Linked DNA regions of Homo sapiens: region 2 is linked to region 1. A link is a loop called in an ENCODE intact Hi-C map of the cell type or tissue named here. Cell type or tissue: IMR-90. All regions are shown on one strand.

Region 1 (5,000 bases):
CCGCCTGGCGACAAAGCGAGACTCCATCTCAAAAAAAAAAAAAAAAAAAAAAAGCACATCTTTATAGTCTCTTCTACTTGGTGATCTTTAAGCCTAAAAGGATTTAGCTAAAGTTCTGAAGAAACTGTAAACTGGATACTATAAAAGTTAGATAATTACTATAAACAAGGAAAATATTTTTTAAAGTTAACGAGTAACTCTCCCCAAAAATGAAAATTGAACAAACATATTAAACGATGTTTGACATCACTATAAACCACAGAAATATAAATTAAAATAAGATCTCGGTTTTTACTAAACAAATTGGCGAATGTTTAAAAGATGTTATACATTCAATGTTGCCAAATGCATAGGTTTTATCTGCTTAGGACTATAACATGCACCCTTTTAAAGAACAAAATTGGCCGGGTGCGGTGGCTCATGCCTGTAATCCCAGCACTTTGGGAGGCTGAGGCAAGTGGATCACCTGAGGTCAGGAGTTCAAGACCAGCATGGCCAACATGGTGAAACCCCAGCTCTACTAAAAATACAAAAAACTAGCTGGGTGTGGTGGTGGGCGCCTGTAATCCCAGCTACTCAGGAGGCTGAGGCAGGAGAATCACTTGAACCCGGGAGGCAGAGGTTACAGTGAGCTGAGATCACGCCATTGGACTCCAGCCTGGGCAACAGCGAAACTCCGTCTCGGGGGAAAAAAAAAAAAAAAAAAAAAGAATAAAATTAGTAAAACCCAACAAAAATTGAAATTGACATACTCTCTGACCCAAAAATTCCATATCCATTTTTTTTTTTTTGAAACAGGGTCTCACTCTGTCACCCAGGCTGGAGTGCAGTGGTGTGATCTCGGCTGACTGCAACCTCCATCTCCCAGATTCAGGTGATTCTCGTGCCTCAGCCTCCCCAGTAGCTGGGATTACAGGTGTGCACCACCATGCCCAGCTAATTTTTGTATTTTTGGTAGAGACAGGGTTTTGCCATGTTGCCTAGGCTGGTCTTGAACTCCAGAGCTCAGGCAATCTGCCTGCCTTGGCTTCCCAAAGTGCTAGGATTACAGGTGTGAGCCACCGTGCCTGGCCAAATGTGAAATATTTTTATTAGCATTACAAGCGTTTGAGAACCTATAGAGGAGAACCTAAGGGCTTGAAAAAGAAAAGGTTCTATTACAGAGCCAAATATGACTTAATTTCTCTGAGGAATCAGGATAAGGAAAACTGCCATCCAAAAATTGCTTTATTGCCTCTGCAGGCTTTCAAATCTCTTTGGCCTTATCTATTAGGATTTTGCAGATAATAAGCAGACACCTAACTCCTCAAAGTACTGCATTTACCTGTGGCTTTCACCTGCAAGGAGGTGTGCAGAGGACCCCGTAAGCTACTCAGCACCAAAGTGCTGGTATCTTAAAAAGCAACTCTGATTCACCAAATTGAAAATTATGATTCCAATGAATTAAGTTATAAAAATAATGTAAATAGAGTTTGATCTTTACAAACTGATTCAAATAAGTAATTCGATTAACCAGTGCTTCTATAAAATGGAACTAATCAACCATTAAAAGGCATCACAGATACACAATCATAGAGAGAAAAACATGAGTTCTGACTTTATGACCCTTTACCACTGCTGAATCTATTGATACAGGAAGATATAAGTACAGATGTGAATGAACTCAATTGCACAGAAAATCACAGTAATTATTTTTGCATTACTCACCTTTCTAAAATGTGGTTATTTTCAGCAAGTTCTTTAACCACCCCTTCCATCTCTTCCTTTAATTTCTTCATACTAATAAAATAAACAAGCACCTTTGCTCAAAAACAGTATGCAAATGTTTTAGAATGATGTTTATGTTTTATTTTCTTTTAACTGGTCAATAGATAACCTTATTAAACATTGTATTACAACAAACATAAAAAATTTCAAAATGTAAGAGCAAAAGCACAAACTGCAATGAAAGCAAATGGAAACACTACAGTTTCCAAATGATGAGTTTCTTACCCAAGAGTCATTTCTACTAATGTGTTAGAACTTGGATAAATTGGGGTCATGGTATGTTTGATTCCACTGGAAGCTGTAAACATTTTCTGAGGCAGAGTTTCTTGTAACTGAAACATCAAAAAAAAAAAAAAAAGAAAAAAACCCCACATTAATCACAGAACAAAAGTACTTACTACAGATCTGACATCAAGTGTTACAGCTTTTAATAAGTCCTTTAAAAAAACTTTAAATTTTGATTTCAAAACTATCGATGATACAATACTTAAATCAACACCCTTTTAAGAAAGAAACTTTTCATACAGTTGATAAAAGGATGGTTTATCAGCTGTTTTTAGTTGTAAAACATCTACATTCTTAAAACTTGGCTCAAAATACATATTAAAAATTGGTGGGTGGAACTGAATGTAGGCACATTCTATCCCATTTCTCCCTTGTCAATCACTATCAGTTATAAACTGAGAAGAATTTTAATTTTTCCTTGACAGCTGTACCTACCTCATTAGTATATTCTTGATATTTTGATACTTCTTCTTCAATATCAAAACACTGATTAGTCAGCGATAATAACTGTTTCCTAAGATGAAGCATCTTTCTGAAAACCAAAAAGAATCAATTGATATGCAGTCTAGTGAAGCATTCTTACTTCAAATATACATTTATATTGTGCAGTCAACCACTAATCACTCCAAAAGAAGTTTACTCACCTTATCCATTCTTCTGACTTATTCAAAAATGCCTCATACTTTTTAACACATTCATCTGTAAAGTGCGTCATAGCTTTTGTGGCATGGTAATACAGTTTTTGCCTGTAATTTAGAAATAATCAGAGGCTTAAACCAATGTCACTGTTTCTACTTTCAATATTTAGAAATTTTCAAATATATGAAATGTATCTTTCCTATAATGATTGTTGTGGCTTTAGAATATTTACAGGAGAAAGTAAACGTTTCTAAGATAGACATTATAGCAGCAAGAAGATAAAGAGAAGGTTCAAAATGGATGTAAAAAAAATGCCTATTGAATGCGGTTAAAATTAAGACGGTAGTTAAGTCTGCCCTTGCCTATGTGCTGTATTATCTGTACTTCTGTAATCAGAGCATATGAGGCAGAAGCTGACTGACTGAAATGGTAATCTTTCTCCCCCCTCCTTCTCCCATCATGGTAACTTCCCAATTAGGGAGCAGATGTGTGAACCTCAAAAATGTCTACATATTGTAACAATCCTGTAAAATCAAGATTAAAATGTATTTTTAAATTGTAATTAATTTCAACTTTAAGAAGAATCATATTAATAAAGATAACCAAAATAGCACCAAAAATAACTATTAAACATAATCTGGATACTTACTTATCAAATTTGTGGATTTGTTCTTCATTATAAGCTAATCCTAGAAATAGGAAAATATATTACTGTTGTTAATATAGAATCATAATATTATACACAATGTATTTTCTTTTGAGATTATTGCTTCAAAAAGGCTAAGAGTCTGAAGCAGATGTCATAGATTTGTGGCTCATTGGTTACTTATGGCCCACAGATGCTTTTATTTGGTCTGTAAATAACAATGTAAAAAACAATTAACAGTTAACATTTAAAAATCAAGGTATTTCTAACAAATTCTGTATTTCTAGCTTTTTTTGAGAAATGGGAAGATTGGGCAATACCTTTGGTGAATATGAGTAGTGGCTCTCCCCTGTAGATGAGTCCCCACTGGCCAATCTCATTCCTTTCTGTTACCTGCCTGGCCTTTAGAGGTTCTGGTGTTCATGACCCTGATTTAAAGTATTCAAAAGGTTGATTTTAAGGATAGTTTTTTTTTTTTTTTTTAACACAATCAACCTTTTTCCTGACAGAATCACATCTCTGAAAAAAACAGCTTAAGAAGCTACCCTTACAGATATACCAAATTAATTTAACTGAATTATAACTAATTACTAAGAGGGATTTATTAAATTAACAAATAGCAAATTTTACTTACTACGTTCTGCTTTGTCTTTTTTGAACTGATAGTAAATCTCTGTCATGCAATTTAACAGGACTTGTAGTTTTTCTACACTATTTAAGGAAGAAAAACTCAAATAAATTAACTGAGTCAATGTGAAAAAGGACATTAATAAGAGCAGAAACTACGCATAAAGCTATAACCTACTTTCTGTCTTTCGGATGAGTGCCTTCTTGATGTGCCCATGCGTCTGCCAGTGATCCACCTGGAGATAATCTGCTGTCGATATCCTGAAGACTGGTTTCTATTGTTCCCTGAGAACTGGAAAGCTAAATAAAACCAAAGGTTCAGATCCAGATTGCCAAAAGCCAGAAATGATCATCACAGTCCCAACAAAGTCTAAAGTCTGGACCACATTTCTTTTGTAGATTACTTCAATTCAAAGGCACAGTAATTATTTCCATTTTTAAATACAAAAGAGTTTCTTAGGTTGATTTCCACCAGGGGTACAGTATGATAATAAAACATGAGACCAGCAGTAATACATCTTATAAAACAGTTCATTCAGTAAACACCCTTCTAAAACCACATGTAAAATACTTCTAATCTTGTTTCCTTATCTGTAAAAAGTGGTTAATTCTCCATTTCATAACCCGGTTTTGAAAATTAAATAGAACCACTAGAATAGTTCCAAATATCAACTGTGTAGGCAGCAAGATTTGTGCTCTTCTTGTTTAGAGGCCAAACCAAAGCAACTCCTCTTAAAAACAGAAAATGAAAAGAAACCTCATCTAAGATTCTGTTCATTTTAAGCTTAGTAAGTTTATCACTTACCTACCACAGAAATGCATACAGTATTTGTAAAACTTATGAAGAAAGGATGAAGGTTAGACTTAAAGGATAAATATGTCCATATATTTTAAAGGTCCTGATACACACTATTGCCTTTCAAATAATGTTGTCAGTAGTAGCTGACATTGCCACTAGCAACAAATAAGGATGCCCTTTAAACCACACTCTTGTCAGCACTGGCATTATAATTTTTTAAGCCTTGATAATCTGAAA
Region 2 (5,000 bases), 66 kb after region 1:
AATGGTCCTGGCTACTCAGGAGGTAGAGATGGGAGGATAGCCCAGGAGGTGGAGGTTGCAATGAGTCGTGATGACACCACTGCACTACAGCCTGGGCAAGAGAGTGAGACCCTATCTCACAAATCAAATCAAATTAAAAAATAAAACAATGAAAAATCAGTTTGCCCCTGGTATCTTGTTCCCTAAATTTCCTATACAGAATTCTCTACACAAATCTGTACAGCTCCATTTATTTTATATTTCAAAATGGCAAATTTGCCATAAAGACTCAATTGTCAGGTCAATTCTGGTAAGTAACCATGTTATTTATATTGCTAAAGAACCAAATTAAAAAAATATTGCAGAAAGAAAAAGGAACAGAATACAAATTAATTTTAGGTGCTTTACATAAAAGTGATCAATTCCCACCCTGAAAACAATAAACTGTCTTCCCATGGGATAGCAAACTTCAAAATTTCTGTATTTACTTCAGTTTGCTCTTGGTCATATAGATGTACAACAGTGACACAGACTTAAGCAGACAAATTAGATATGGCATGTGTTCCCACCTTGATTTGCTATAACTTCGCTCATCCCACTGCCTGTGACTGTTTGCAGGAAAGCAAAGTAACTCCTCCGCAACATCTGCTTCTCTAAAGCAGCAGACTGGTCATTTTCTTCTGCTGGCCGGAGCAGCACTTCAAAAATTGCATGAAGCAGGGGCATGAACATCTGTTGTAAAAACGGGGATACCTGTATCTGAAGATAAACAATCATTACTTCAGAAATTAGTAACAATATTAACATACAACTTAGAAAAAACTATTTTACATAAAGCCTTTCTTTTCTATTTAGGATGCATGCGTACATAATTCAGTTAGCAAATATCAATTTTAAGATAAAATCTATATAACCTAAACATTACTAGGCCAGACGCAGTGGCTCACACCTGTAATCCCAGCACTTTGGGAGGCTAAGGCGGGTGAGTCACCTGAGGTCAGGAGTTCAAGGCCAGTCTGCCCAACATGGTGAAACCCCATCTCTACTAAAAATACAAAAATTAGCTGGGTGTAGTGGCGCACGCCTGTAGTCCCAGTCCAAGCTACTCAGGAGGCTGACGCAGGGGAACTGCTTGAACCTGAGAGGTGGAGGTTGCAGTGAGTCAAGATCATACCACTGCACTCCAGCCTGGGCAACACAGCAAGACTCCATTTCAAGGTGGGGAAAAAACCTTAAAAAATATTACTAAAAGACTCAAGATCATTAAATTTAAACCCTTTCCTACAGCTTAAGATTTAGGTTAAAATAATAGTCAGACATATTTCACAATATTGCCATGGAATATTTTCAAAATTAAATTCTCAAAAAATGAATTATATGATTAAACTCTTAGGGTTTTTCTTGTTTTTGAACAAAGGTAAAAAACATTGTTTAATAGCATGTTCTCAATACTTGCTTACAAATGAACTCCTGAGTTTTATGAACTCTTGGGCAAATCCCTTCACTTCTCCATGCCTCAGTTTCCTCAACTATAACATATAATCCCTGTCTTCTAGGGTAGGTATGAAGATCAAATGAGTAAATGTACAAAAAATGCTTAGAACAGATTTTGAACATAGAAAGTACTATGTAAGTGGCCAGGTTTATGCCTGTAATCCTAGCACTTATGGAGGCCGAGGCAGGAGGATCACTTGAGGTCAGGAGTTCGAGATTAGCCTGGTCAACATGGGGAAACGCTGTCTCTACTAAAAGTACAAAATATTAGCGTGGTGTGGTGCATGCACCTATAGTTCCAGCTACTCAGGAGGCTGAGGCACAAGAATCGCTTGAACCTGGGAGGTGGAGGTTGCAGTGAGTTGTGACCGCGCCACTGCACTCCAGCCTATGTGACAGAGTGAGACTATCTCCATTTAAAAAAAAAAGAAAAAAGGAAAAAAGAGGTACTATGTAAGTATTAACCACTTTTATTAGCCAGCTTAAATGTCCTACAGAAAACTGACTTTAATACATTGAATTACTTTTAACTCTTGCTTGGGTACCTGAATTATGGTGCTTATTTAGTACTCAGTTTACTGGTTTTATATGCTCTTCTAAAACAGCAGACTAGTTTTCTTTTGCTACACAAAGCGGTTAGGGTCTGTTTATATTCAAACATCTATTAAGCATGACCTATGTATCAGGCAGTGTGCCAGACACCACAGATGATAAAAATACATATGATCCATGAGGCTCTTAAGTAATTCATTAAAAGCAAAAAAAAAGAAACCCAAGGGCAAAATCCGAAACATGTCTGAAGATAAATACATCTGATCTTCAAGAGATTTTCAGAGCTCTGAAAGTTTGCGGTACCTTGAATTTGGCCGTAATCTGGTTGATAAGAGGAATGAACTCCTGGAGATCTTTTGCTTCACAATCTTTGAGCATATGTTCTGAAGCAGATGGAATGAACGGAAGAACTTCTTCCTCCAGGCAAATAATCATTCGATGAAGGAAAGTACGGACTCCACTTCTGAGAATATCCTTTTGTAAGGGACAACTGAGGGCTGGCAAGAATGTCTGTAAACAGTCCAGATAAACTTCGGAACAGCCACATTGTTTCACAGTCTGTTTGTTGCTGAAAGCTTTACTGGTTCGACTATATAAGCAAAAATCAGGCAATCAGATGCAACTTTATTCTTTAAAAGTGTTATGGAGTATTCAAAAGCAATGCACAACAAATTACAAAATTAACAAAACTAAATAACCAGACCTTTATTTTCCACATCACAATTACTTCCATCTTTAGCTAATATGGCTATTTGTAAACTACTGCTTCCAATGATCTTTCCAGAACAAAAGAGCTCAAATTAACTTAAATGAATGACATGTAGTTAATATAATCCTTCTAATGTGAGTCTACCTAAATGTTTTATTAAAATCCTATTGACTGGGCTGGGTATTGTGGCTCATGCTTCTAATTCCAGCACTTTGGGAGGCTAAGGCAGGCAAATCACTTGAGGCCAGGAGTTCAAGACCAGTCTGGACAACATGGTCAAAACCGGTCTTTACTAAAAATAGAAAAATTAGCTGGGTGTGGTAGCACATGCCTGCAATCCCAGCTACTTGGAGGCTGAGGCACAAGAATTGCTTGAGCCTGGGAGGCGGAGGTTGCACTGAGCTGAGATCACAACACTGCACTCCAGCCTGAGTGACAAAGCAAGACTGTGTCTCCCCCACAAAAAAAAGAAAAAAGAAAAAAAAGAGAAAAATCCTACTGACAAAGTGGACAGAAAAGAGAAAATAAATCCACTTATTATGACTAGGCCTGTACTAGGTAACCTGCAAACCACCCATTTAAATTTAGAAAACCATCTTCAGAATTCTTTATACAACCTCTCTAATATCTAGCTCTTGTTCTTAAATATATTATAGAACAATTTAACTTCTAAATTAGCAATCTTTACAACTTTCATGCTGTTGTTTGTCAACAAAAAGTATGGCTAGAGGCGGAAAAAACAGCTGCTTGGGTGATCTTCAGGACACAATACAACTGAAGAGAAACCTCACGCTCTTCTCTTTAAGGTAACCAAGACTAACCAAAGATGTCCCGTCCCAATATATATTTGGTATATTAACACTTCAGCTGATCCTCTTAAACACACAACCCATTTATATCAGAGAAGTCAGAGGAGTTAAAGATTTACAGTTGTCAAGGCAAAAATGTAAATGGTATGTAACCTATCCCCTTCTTCAACCAAATCTAACTGACTGGATTTGGAGGACAAAGATTTAGACAATTCTCTGGATTATCCAACTGTGGAAACACAAATGTGTGTGCCCACCAAACAAGTGGTTCTGTCTGTGTAGATACATGCACTTTATAATTTTAACTGTGATCACACTTACCTTGCAAATCCAACAGCATGGTTAAGACAGTCTGCTAGAGAGGCTTGCCTTTCTTCATCTTGTGCCAGCATCAACTTTTCTAACAGAATTTTAAACTTCTCCATTAGTGGAGTCAACAGATTCCTCATTAAGGCTTGTTTCCTTTCTGCCGGATATTCACTATTAACAATCAGCACTCCAGCTGTCTCATAAATAAAAAGTTGATCATCGCTGCTCAGTAAGGACTGGTGGCCATTCTCCTAGAATGAAATTCAGTCTTATTAAAGCTTTTATTTTTTGAGTTCCCTTCATTTAATGAGAAAAAGTGCATTAGGAACAGGAAATGTAATCTATCACACCAACTCATATGTCAAATACTTATAAAGACAAATTTTCTCCCAGGACCATAGAATGAAAAGAAAACTAAATTAGAGGTCAACAGATCACGGTTCTAATTCCAGCCCTGACAAGACTCTATAAATGATCATGTAAGATAATTATTAAAGTTAGCTTTCTAACTTGTTTTCTTTTGTAAAGATCTTATTTATATAAGATTGTTATGAGGCTAGGCTGCATGTGGTGGTTCATGCCTGTAATCCTAGCACTTTGGGAGGCCGAGGCCGGCAGATCACTTGAGGTCAGGAGTTCGTGACCAGCCTGGTCAACGTGGTGAAACCCTGTCTCTACTAAAAATACAAAAATTAGCTGGGTGTGGTGGCGCACCTGTAGTCCCAGCTACGCGGGAGGCTGAGGCAGGAGAACTGCTTGAACCTGAGAGGTAGAGTTGTAGTGAGTCAAGACCATGCCACTGCACTCCAGCCTGGGTGACAGAGCCAAGACTCTGTCTCAAAAAAAAAAAAAAAAGTACTAGAGTGCTATACTTCTTTTAAATAATTAAGTAACAACACACAGTAAAGCATTATTTTGCATGTGTCTGTAAGGGTGTTTCCAGGAAAGATTAGTCAGTCCAAGTAGACTATGTGGGGAAGACCTGCCCTCAGTGTTGGCGGGCACCATCCAATTGACCAGGGGCTCTGAGAGAACAAATACATAAGGCAAATTGGTCTCTCTCTGAAAGGTGGACAGACTTTTCTTCTGCGGCCTTGAACATCAGAAATTTGACTCTGCAAAAGTACATTACACACAGCATTAACTGT

What was found. Hi-C counts contacts between places; a loop is a spot of excess contacts. Peaks named below come from ENCODE experiments on the same cell type or tissue, not always from the same donor. Only the 100,000 strongest peaks of a DNase experiment are listed, where the experiment ranks them.
Region 2: it touches region 1 in a loop (2.9-fold over the local background); 26 of 110 quality-filtered maps call a loop at or near these places.

The regions. Positions count from the first base shown.
Region 1 is chr12:64,494,747-64,499,746 of GRCh38, reverse strand. TBK1 (TANK binding kinase 1) reads right to left here. Exons shown (of 21, transcript NM_013254.4): 14 at 4,143-4,264; 15 at 3,972-4,048; 16 at 3,341-3,380; 17 at 2,697-2,798; 18 at 2,488-2,584; 19 at 1,993-2,099; 20 at 1,708-1,779. Among named protein-coding and RNA genes, the nearest start is that of TBK1, 45 kb to the right of the region's middle. In IMR-90, no CTCF peak of the experiment used is centred here; no DNase peak of the experiment used is centred here.
Region 2 is chr12:64,429,152-64,434,151 of GRCh38, reverse strand. It overlaps XPOT (exportin for tRNA), which reads right to left. Exons shown (of 25, transcript NM_007235.6): 17 at 3,865-4,103; 18 at 2,329-2,614; 19 at 549-738. Among named protein-coding and RNA genes, the nearest start is that of TBK1, 20 kb to the left of the region's middle. In IMR-90, no CTCF peak of the experiment used is centred here; a DNase peak (open chromatin) is centred at 2,161.